Linked DNA regions of Homo sapiens: all the other regions are linked to region 3. The links are chromatin contacts, found by Hi-C or POLR2A ChIA-PET in ENCODE. All regions are on one chromosome and are shown on one strand. The core of a region is the stretch at or near the end of the contact, and the rest is flanking DNA. Distances in the headings are between cores, read along the strand shown. Region 1 overlaps GAS2 (growth arrest specific 2). Region 2 has its middle 60 kb from the start of LINC01495. Region 3 holds the start of FANCF (FA complementation group F).

Evidence for each region. Hi-C counts contacts between places; a loop is a spot of excess contacts on that map. ChIA-PET counts read pairs that join two places held with the same protein, here RNA polymerase II (POLR2A). Pooled maps may share reads with other maps.
Region 1: a loop to region 3 is called in a map of endothelial cell of umbilical vein, with 5 times the contacts of the local background. The contact joins the enhancer-like site here to the promoter of FANCF in region 3. A Hi-C loop is called at or near these places in 4 of 168 maps with a recorded cell type or tissue (HepG2, OCI-LY7, endothelial cell of umbilical vein and 1 more), 3 of 37 single-sample maps with no recorded cell type and 9 of 50 pooled maps. POLR2A ChIA-PET finds 5 or more read pairs at or near these places in 1 of 52 experiments (CD4-positive, alpha-beta T cell).
Region 2: a loop to region 3 is called in a map of endothelial cell of umbilical vein, with 10 times the contacts of the local background. The contact joins the enhancer-like site here to the promoter of FANCF in region 3. A Hi-C loop is called at or near these places in 5 of 168 maps with a recorded cell type or tissue (endothelial cell of umbilical vein, heart right ventricle, left ventricle myocardium superior and 1 more) and 10 of 50 pooled maps. POLR2A ChIA-PET finds 5 or more read pairs at or near these places in 1 of 52 experiments (MCF 10A).

What each region holds. Positions count from the first base shown.
Region 1 is chr11:22,806,437-22,809,657 of GRCh38, forward strand. The region is part of intron 7 of GAS2 (growth arrest specific 2); the gene reads left to right. Among named protein-coding and RNA genes, the nearest start is that of LINC02718, 21 kb to the right of the region's middle. Within about 2 kb of position 1,900, at least 3 of the 41 ENCODE cell types and tissues checked have a DNase peak (open chromatin) inside an H3K27ac peak, as active enhancers do; they include OCI-LY7 and endothelial cell of umbilical vein, where a contact is called at or near this core.
Region 2 is chr11:22,430,252-22,433,808 of GRCh38, forward strand. No RefSeq gene overlaps it. Among named protein-coding and RNA genes, the nearest start is that of LINC01495, 60 kb to the right of the region's middle. Within about 2 kb of position 2,225, at least 7 of the 41 ENCODE cell types and tissues checked have a DNase peak (open chromatin) inside an H3K27ac peak, as active enhancers do; they include endothelial cell of umbilical vein and heart right ventricle, where a contact is called at or near this core.
Region 3 is chr11:22,624,097-22,627,483 of GRCh38, forward strand. It overlaps FANCF (FA complementation group F), which reads right to left and starts at 1,727. Exons shown (of 1, transcript NM_022725.4): 1 at 1-1,727. The coding sequence starts at 1,714. The coding sequence ends at 590. It also overlaps a transcript of GAS2 not described here. RefSeq lists enhancers at 617-776, 787-836, 1,217-1,426, 1,291-2,190, 1,517-1,706.

The DNA of each region.
Region 1 (3,221 bases), core at 650-3,149, 180 kb after region 3:
ACTGATTTCATTTCGCTTGTATATATACCTAGTGGTGGAATTGCTGGATCACATGGTACCTTTATTTTTAATATTTTGAGGAATCTTTATGCTGTTTTCCATAATGGCTATACTAACTTGCATTTCCACCAATAATGTGTAAAGGTTCCCTTTTCTCCACATTCTTGCCAACACTTGTTATCTTTTGTATGACCCTAATATCTTAATCCCAAGCTTGAAACCTTCAAACAGCTTAGCCACTGGCTTTCTTAGCAAATTATAGGTTACTAATTAGCAAGGTCTAACTGAGACGTCAGCAAGAATAACTCAGAATTGAAAATCTGTTTACTAGAGTATATCCCCAGACAGGGCCACCTATTTCATGGAGAGAGGTTGTAAGGTTTGCTGTGGAAACCTCATAATATTGACCTAAAACCCTTCCATCTCCCAAGAGTAGCCAAAATGAGGCATGAGGAAAGGTAATGGATTCCACAATTACTCCTCATCAATATGAAATCAATATTCTTCTTTGAAGATGTAGAAAGTCCTTTCTGTTTTAAGTATTATGGGTAAGTACATGAATCATGGATGCTTACACCCTTGTCAAATACAGCATCAAGGAAGCATTCAGTGAAAGGCAATAGTGTATTTATGTATGTTTTCATTTTTTTCAGTGTAGCTTAGAAACAGAAAAGCAAAGAAAAAAGAAAAAACGACTCCTTCAAAGCAAGAGAGAAGCATTTTACAGTTCTGATAAATTTATAAGGACCCAAGCTGCAGAGCACTGACTAGGTCCATAGAGAAGATCAGGAAAAATATAAAACTGTCTTTGCAATAATTGGAAAATCCAAACAAACTACTAAGGCTGATACCTAGGAGAAATCTTCCAAGAGAAAGAAACCTCTGATATCTGATTTTACTATTAGTAATGTCCCATTCTTAAGGTGTCCGTATAAGGCAGTGTCTCACGTAAGATGTTTTAAAGGAAGTTGCATCTGTTTCTAAAAGGAAAACAATTCTCTAATTTTGTGGAACATGTTTTTAAAATGTAGCTATAAATTGTCTGTTCATTATTTCCTTTAAAAGCCTGGGAGTGGAAGGAGGTCAGCTCACGCCTTTGGAGAAAAACACCTCTCCAGTTACTGCCTACAGAACAACAGTCAAAGGGAAATTGTTACCAATACACCAGCAGTTTGGTCTTTGTCCTATTGCTCTCTGCGTGGAAAGTCAATCACTAGGCAATGAGTGTTGCCAGGAAAGAAGGCTTTTTCAGGTGCTGCAGCCTGTAATAGGAGATCAGTCCCAAATCCATCTCAACTGACTAAAATTAGGGGTTTATATAGCAGAGAAGAAATATAACTATGTGTAGGAAAACAGGAATTAGGGATGGGCAAGGAGGAGAAGTTGGTTACAAGAAGCAGGTGGTCCCTTAGGCAATCATGATGGGTGAGGGGTCTGGCTCCCATGGTGCAGATGTGATGATCTGGTAAGTTTCAGTTGCTTGACACTGTCTGGGAGTCCTGATGATTGATTTTCTGAGAAAAGAACTCAGATAAGACAGTTTTAACTTTCTCAAATTTTAAGACTGGGAGGGTCAATGTCTATGTTTATTCAAAAGAAATCATAAACATCAGTTCTATGGGACACTTGGGCAAGTTTCAAAAGGATGAGATAATCTCATGAAAAACCTAGATTCGGGTTTCAAAATGAGAAAACAGCAAATATATCCCTCCGCCTCACAATGACACAAAATCAATCAACAAAGATGTATGCCTCCTCCAACTATAGCTCTTATCAAAGGAACCTTCACATGATAAAGCTAGACTTTGGAGATAGATGTTATTCACAAAAATACAATTATGTCCATTAGACTCCTCTTACAAAGGCAGGAAAGTAAACCTAGATACATTGTAAAAGTATTTCCTGCTAATCCTCCCCTATTGACTGTGGTAAGAATATTGGACTGAAACCAACATCTGCAGTAGAAAGGATGTGGAAGAGGAAGTGAGCAGAAATTTAATTCCTGTATTATTCATATTCAGTATGGGACTCTGTTTCATGCTGTATCCACTTTGCAAAGTACTATGGATTCATTAAGAAATTAGCAAACTGAATATGTGCCTAAATGGCCAGCATACTCCAGGCTGAAAAGTGTTTCTGTCACTGCTTCCTAGAATTGTTTAAAAACTGTTGTGACTGGTGGTTCTTTCTGGTTGAAATGGCCTGCTCACAAACACTGAATTAGACTTGGGCATTTTGCCAGGGGCATTGATACCAAGAATGTTTGGAGGCAAGTCTTAAATGTAATTTGCAGAGCTAGGAGGTGCCAGAACTTCAAAATAGGCAAAGTTGCTCTCTCGAACAGTGGTAGAAAGAATCAAAGTGTTATTCTGACACTGGCCTTGGCAGTTTTTGTCCCAGTGACTTCAAATTTTGGAAGCTGGCAGTAAGACACATGCAGAAACTTGTGGGAATATGAATATGTGGATGAAATTATAAAAGCCCTAGTGATTTTATTTCTTTAGTGAAAGCTGTCATGAGTAAAGGACTAGACTGGAGTCAGGTGCTAAGAATCTGGCTCCAGTCCAACCTGACTCCAGTCAGGTTCTTGTTTTACAGAGGCGTACACTGAGAACCAGATCTTTGATTTGATTTGCTTGGGTCCTAAAATCTGGTTCTCAGTGTCTACATATGTAAAACAACATGGTACTGTGACCGAAACACCATGGGTTAGATCCTCTTGCTTGCTACATAGAAAGCTAATCACTAAGACAATGAGTATTGCCAGGGAAGGAGGCTTTATTTGGGTGCTGCAACCAAGAAGAACAAATCAGTCTCGAATTCATTTCACCAATCAATTAAAATTCAGGGTTTCTATAATGGGGAAGGAATGTAGCTACATGTAGGAAAACAGGAATTTTAGGGAGGGGCAAGGAGTCTGGCATTTAATTGTCTGGTGTCATCTGTTCCTTGCCTAAAGGTCAGTTTGCTGAGGAAGAAACTCAGATAAGACCAATTTAAGTTTCAAGTTTAAGACAAGGGAGGGTCAATTTCCATATTTATTTATTATTATTATTATCATTATTATTTGAGATGGAGTCTCACTCTGTCACCCAGGCTGGAGTGCAGTGGCACGATCTCAGCTCACTGCCACCTCTGCCTCCCAGGTTCAAGCAATTCTCCTGTCTCAGCCTCCCGAGTAGCTGAGACTACAGGCGCCTGCCACCATGCCCAGCTAATTT
Region 2 (3,557 bases), core at 975-3,474, 190 kb before region 3:
GAGGGGTTCATGGAAAATCAGATCTGAATCCAGAGCACACGTGCACTCTGAGGATACTAGAATGTGCTTACTAGGTGCCTGGACAATCCTTAGCTTGATTTAATCTTTTCAATGTTGTAAACAGATGTCTTCAGGAAAATTGTGTTATATGTGCTCCAAAACTTAGGTTGGAAAGAAACACAAGGCGCAAACGCTTTAGTCCAGATGAATGGATATGTGAAGTGGGTAAAGTGACTCAGGCAATCTATCATCCTCTAATTACTAAGCTTATAAAATGTATGCTTTGGAAATGTTTTGAAGTGTCTGCAAAATGCATTCCAGAAAAGTCATCAGAGTGTGTAGTACCATTTCCTGGGTACTAATAAAATACACTCTCTCTCATTAATGCCCTATTAATAATCACTTCAGCCATCAATACCTTATTATTAATTGACTTATTAGAGAAGGCAAAAGAAAAAATACAACTGGCAACCCTCAATTTTGGAGCTTAAATTTCAAGTAATGTTTGTAACACATTAAATCTTGTGTGCATTACAAAATATTTTATAAAAATTGGGTCATGAAGTACATTCTATTTTTAACATGCCTTTCTTTTCACTTAACACTGCACAGTGAGCACTTTTCCACATGACTGCATATTCTCCTATATGTTCAATTTTAATGGCTGCATATAGTTTTATCATCCAGCTGTAACACAGATTTTTTTTTAAATTCTTCGACATTTATGTGGATTCTAAAATTTTACTGTTATAAAATAGTATAAAAACTAAATTCGCGTAGCTAAATTTTTGCCCGGGTCTATGATTTTTTTTTCTTTCAGAATAATTCAAAGTGAGCATTTCTCAAGTCTTAAAAGGCCCTGATTTAATTGCAGCTGTTGGTCAGGCCTGGGTGCTCCCTGAGCCCTCCTCAGAGATGAGGTGCCTTGAGTGTGATACTGCAGGGCTTCTTACAGGCTACTTGACAACAGCCAGGTTCACTCTTACCCACAATGGGAAGAGAGTGGTTTCCCTGAAGGATCACGCAGTTCTGTGTAAATGATATGGCAAGCTACTCCCTGCCGTTCCAGGGCTGGGGTGCAGGGACCTCAGAGAAGGCGGTTTTGAAGGATTCCACTTTGAGCACAATCTGGCTCTGCAGCCAGGCCTCTCAGCACTCATGAATTTCCATTTTAAAACAACAACTGCTCTTTGAATTGAAATTCTATAGCCAGAGAATAAGAACAAAATGAAAGCCTTTATCCTTAATGAAGGTTTATGACAATAAGGTGATTTTGAGTATTTCTTAATATTATTATGTGTTCAATGGAAAATCATTTTGTTTTCTTTGGTAGAACATAAATAATTAAAAATAATTTTTCCCAAACCAAATGCAAATACTTAGATATCTGAGGGGAAAGAAACAAAAACAATAACAAATGATCCAAGTGATCCAGAGCTCTTCCATTTTAATCTTCACACTTTCCTTTGAGGAAAATACTTTTATGTATAATCTATAAGTAAAGATTCATTTATATGTTTATAAACCACATCAGACATGTTGAAACAATAAAACAAAACATGTTTTTGTTCTTATATAATTTTTATAATTGTCAAAGAAAGTATAAGGAAAAAGTCACCTGTAATTGCATCACCCAGTGGTTATCTCATTGTATTCATTTCTTCAACCGTTTTCTTACATTTAGCTTGATTTAAAAACAACTATTATAACCATTTGCTCCTATGAGTATCTTTGTAGCTATATTTTGTTCAAACCTCTATTTATTTCTTGAAAAAGTTGCCCACAGGAAGACTGCATCAATTTGCTCACTCACCAACCATATATAAGAGGTAGTCATATAACTATTAATGGTTTATATCTAGTGAAACTGAAGGCTGCAAACGTCAAAATGGTTCCAACATTAGTGTCAGTAAATAAGGGTTGGACATGAATCCTTGCTTCCTTCCAGTTTATTCTGTTGCGCCTCCTAGGAGGAGAATGACCAGATTCGCTGACATTTGGGGCCAGGAGTGGTGGGGAGAACGTCTGAGACACACGCATAGGGTTTTGTTTTGTTTTGTTTTTTGTTTCAGGAAGCAGTCAGTTGCCCAAAGAACAATAGTTAGGAAACCAAGCCCTCAGAGGACCGCATTAACTTGTGCAGTAACAAGTTCAGGGACGCTGGGTGTCTCAGCTGTTCAATAACAAGAGAGGGGCAGAAAGGAAGGTTGCCATGGTGATGGCTTGCCGCACGTGCCGCATGGGGGTGGGGGCGGAGGTGACTTTCTGCAGAGCTAAATGAAGCTGTGGAAGTCGCCTCTCCTTGGCCTTGGGATGCGGCCCAAATTTGAGGCGTCTCGGCCGCTGCCTGGAGCCGGGCTGGAAGCACACTGGATCCCTTGGGGAAGGCAGGCTGCCCTTAGCATACAGAAACCCCCTCCTGGCAGCCATTTTATCGCATCTCTTATTCTTTGGCTTCTTCCCGGCTCAGGCCTCAGTGAAGCCCAGTTCACTCCAGGGTCTGCGGCGGGAGGCGGGCGCGCCCCACAGTGCGGGCTCGCCACGCGGTCCCTTGGCCTTCCCCATCTTACTTGCAGCTTCGCGCCGGGAAGGGTTGGTTTTCGTGGTGGTTTGATGTTGGGAGGGGAAATGGAAATTAAATTCCCGGCAGACTGGGTTGCGATCTCACATCTTGATCCTACTGCGGGTGCGTAAAGAAAACGGAGACGCAGATGTGATTCGTAAGTGAAGGCTGTAGTCTTGGCGCACTTGGCAAAGGCTTTTTATTTCATACATTATTTGTATTCTGCCGCAGTGATTTCGGAGGCAAAGCAGACGCGCACTAGCCTGGAATTAAGACACGTATTCACACATTGGTTAAGGACGCCAAGCAGATACTAATCCGTGGTGTTTTCACAGAAAAGAGAAAATGCACAGGCAGCACATGTCTTTCTATTTCACTCCGCTGCAGTGGGGAGATGCAAGGCAGGGCCTGAGTAATAGTATGCTTGATTAAATTCGGTCGCATTGCCTGCTTTAGGCATTTCATTTTTCCACCTGATGGATGGGGTGACACTAAACTGTGGCATTTTCTTTGTCTGCACTGTGTTTTGTATGTGCTACATGGCATGCAGTTTAGTGCAGAACTGGTTTTTTTGACAACTGGAAATAGTAACTTCTGTAATTACTGTACAGTGATGTAATCCAATGAAAAATCTTTTGGGTGGGGGGAAGAACTTAGGCAGAAAAGATTGTTAAAGGCAGTGATGATGGGATTTGGAGGTATAAAAAGGATGACAAAGCAGAAATAACTTCACTGCCCTCAAGCTAGGAGCAAAGTTCATTTATAATTCTCATAGTTACAGAAACTAAAAGCTAAAAAATGGTTCCGTGAGACAAAATCTTTTCTAACATTGCCTTTTCACAGTTGGAGAAATAAAGATTTGAAGAGGTAAAGAATTAACTTACCAAGGTCACAAAGCCGTAGGAATACAGACCTGCTTTTCTGGTTTAACTACGCTAAGTCAAAAAAAGCGAGATATGGAATTAACTGCATTGAAAAATGAATGATTCTCAAA
Region 3 (3,387 bases), core at 477-2,976:
TAAAGGGACATACTATGTGGTGATTCATTTTCAAAGTAAGAATTTGCAGAAAATGAGAAACAAACTTTCTGAACAATACAATTTTAATGCATACTAAGGCTGGTTAACTGGTTAGAATACTAGGTTAACAAGGCCAAACTCCAGATAGGCCAACAGCTTTTCAAACCAATATTCCTGACACTGCCAGGAATAAAGAAAACTCTTCACTACTGAGGGAGGGACAGAAAACCTAGAAAAATAAACCATACTAAAAGAAAAAGGGTATTTTGTTTGTCACTTTAAAGCTGCTTTTTCTTTAAACGGTACACATATTTTCAACATTCTTACAAATGGGCCTTCTATTAAAAAGCAAACTATTGCTAATTCCATGGCTTTAAGTGGAGTACTTCCAATCACTTCCTCTATCCAGAAAATCCGTGACACTACATGCCAGCTACTTTGCATATTTATAACTGTTTAATAAACTATTCAAAATTAGCATCTAAAATAATTATACTTTGGACACACGAAGGCATATATTTGGTGAGAACATTGTAATTTTCATTTTGTAAACTATATATTCTATATTCAAGTAATAACACAGCATTGCCTATACAGAACTGAGGCCTGCGCTGAGACCCAAAACTTGTCTTTTCCTAAATGCACCACTACGAAGAGCTAATAAGAGGTCTGTCCAGATGCTAAGACCAGGTACTTCAAAATCTCCATCCTGCGCTTTACAGGTCTCCAGGGCAGTTAGAACTTTATCTTTCAGAGGTGGAGGGGCCTGACAGAGGCTTTGAAACCTATTGTGCAACTCCTCCCAGGGCACATCTTGGGACTCAGTTCCAACCCAAATGCCTTTCTGAAGGTCATAGTGCAAACGTTGACCCCAGTCTGTTAGCAGACCCAGATAGACAGGAGACAGCGCTGGGTGGCGGCTAGTCACTAAAGTCAAAAGCCCGGCTGGGAGGGCGCGACAAAAGGCAGCAAAGACTTCCGAATTCCCCAGAAGCCAGTGGACTAGCACTTGGCTCCCCTCTCCAGGTGATTTGTGGATGCCGGGTTCCAACTCTTCTTGGGGCCGACGAGACAAAGGCGGCTGCAACAGCGCCACCGCTATCACCTTCAGGAAGTTGTTCTGAGGCAAGCGCTCCCACAGGCTGCTGAGAAACCTGGCGGGACGCTCCGCTTCGGCCTTCCCCACCTCCTGCAGACGCTCCAGCAGCAGCTCCGCCTGGGTCTTCATCAGAGAGTCCTCCTGGAGATTTGGGTTCTCTCTATAGCCATTGAAGCGCAGCATGTGCACCGCAGACCGCCGGCGGGCAAGGCGGGCCAGGCTCTCTTGGAGTGTCTCCTCATCGGCGTCCCGGACGCCCGGGCCGGGAAAGAGTTGCTGCACCAGGTGGTAACGAGCTGCATCCCCGAGGGCCCGGTTCTCCAGCAGGCGCAGAGAGAGCAGGACGTCACAGTGACCGAGGGCCTGGAAGTTCGCTAATCCCGGAACTGGACCCCGCCCAAAGCCGCCCTCTTGCCTCCACTGGTTGTGCAGCCGCCGCTCCAGAGCCGTGCGAATGGGGCCATGCCGACCAAAGCGCCGATGGATGTGGCGCAGGTAGCGCGCCCACTGCAAGGCCCGGCGCACGGTGGCGGGGTCCCAGGTGCTGACGTAGGTAGTGCTTGAGACCGCCAGAAGCTCGGAAAAGCGATCCAGGTGCTGCAGAAGGGATTCCATGAGGTGCGCGAAGGCCCTACTTCCGCTTTCACCTTGGAGACGGCGACTCTCTGCGTACTGATTGGAACATCCGCGAAATGATACGCCTCTCTGCAATGCTATTGGTCGAAATGCATGTCAATCTCCCAGCGTCTTTATCCGTGTTCCTTGACTCTGGGCAACTTAAAAGCCCTAATACTTTTACTTTCGCCACACAAAGAGGTTCTTCTTAGTGGAGGGAGAGCAGATGTAGGGCATCCTACCGAGAATTTCCGGAACCACGTGCGAGATGATGCCAGTCATGAACGTCTCCGCGCTTCCTTTCGCTTTGGAAATATCCTTAAGTAGAAATTTTCTGAGCTTTGCCTAAAACTAGAATCTGTGTTGAGGTTTTTCAAAATTAAGTAACGCCAGAGACATACTGTGACGTGAGGAAACGCTCTTAAATGAAATTTTAAGATCTATTTGAGAAACATGTACTAAAAATGTACTGACCTCCTATTAATGCCAGGCGCTATGCTGAATTCTGGGCCTTCACATTGTCCTTCCATTATTAGAACTGAAGCCCAGATTATTTGAAACAAAAAATAAACTTCAATAATTTATTAAAATTTGCAAAGGAACAAAATTTTACTTCACAATTGTACATTTCGTTTTCGTAATTTTTAGGACAAAATAGCTTAATTGACTCTTCTGTCATACAAATAATCAGCTGAAGGAAATGGCATTTAAGAGCATCGAACAATAATAAATGTTTGATTAAATAAAAACCGTGACAAGAGAGTAGGGAGGAGAAGGTCCTATGTCGCTCACTGATGCACTTAACAAACATTTGTCAACTCCTAGGAGTTGCATTCTGTACAAAATGCACAACAATTCTTACTTAAGTTCATAATATAGTAATTCATTTGAGCTGAATTTCCTTCCAGTCCTAAAGACACAGCCAAAACTATTCGAAAAGTGGGGGAAGGTGTTTTGTTTTGTACTTTAACAAAAAGGGGAAGAGAAACAAATTTAAAAGAGGGGAAGAGTCATTTTTCATTTATTAAAATAAGCATTCCTACACCTTTTAGAAAGTAAAGCAGTGATGTGCATGCTGTTAATTCAGATTTATGCATTTATTTATTTATTTTGAAACGGAGTCTCATTCTGTCGCCCAGGCGCGGCCAATTTTTGTATTTTTAGTAGAGATGGGATTTCACCTTATTGGTCAGGCTGGTCTCGAACTTCTGACCTCAAGTGATCCTCCCGCCTCGGCCTCCCAAAGTGCTGGGATTAGAGGCGTGTGCCACCGCGCCCGGCTATTATTTGATTTTTATTAGTTATCTCAAACTCTTACTTGGTCCTGAAATCGTTATTTTATTTTATCCTAAGGATACTATGAATCTTAAAATTCTTTTTCTTGGCTACTACAAACTTAGAACCAAGTGTGCAGCCTGCCTTTAGCAAATGTACAGGCATCACTAATTCATTTATTTATTCTTATATTTAACACCTATTATGATACATAGTATGAGGTGCTACAGATTTAGTAGTAAAATAAATGCAGTCCTAGCATGAGTGGAGAAGTTCATCTTGTACCATTTAAGAGAGACATTAAATGAATAACCTCAAATGTGATAGTAGGATGAAATTGAGTGGGGTCACCAAGTCTTAGGGGATAGGAAGGTCTCTTTAATTACTGACTTTTCAGG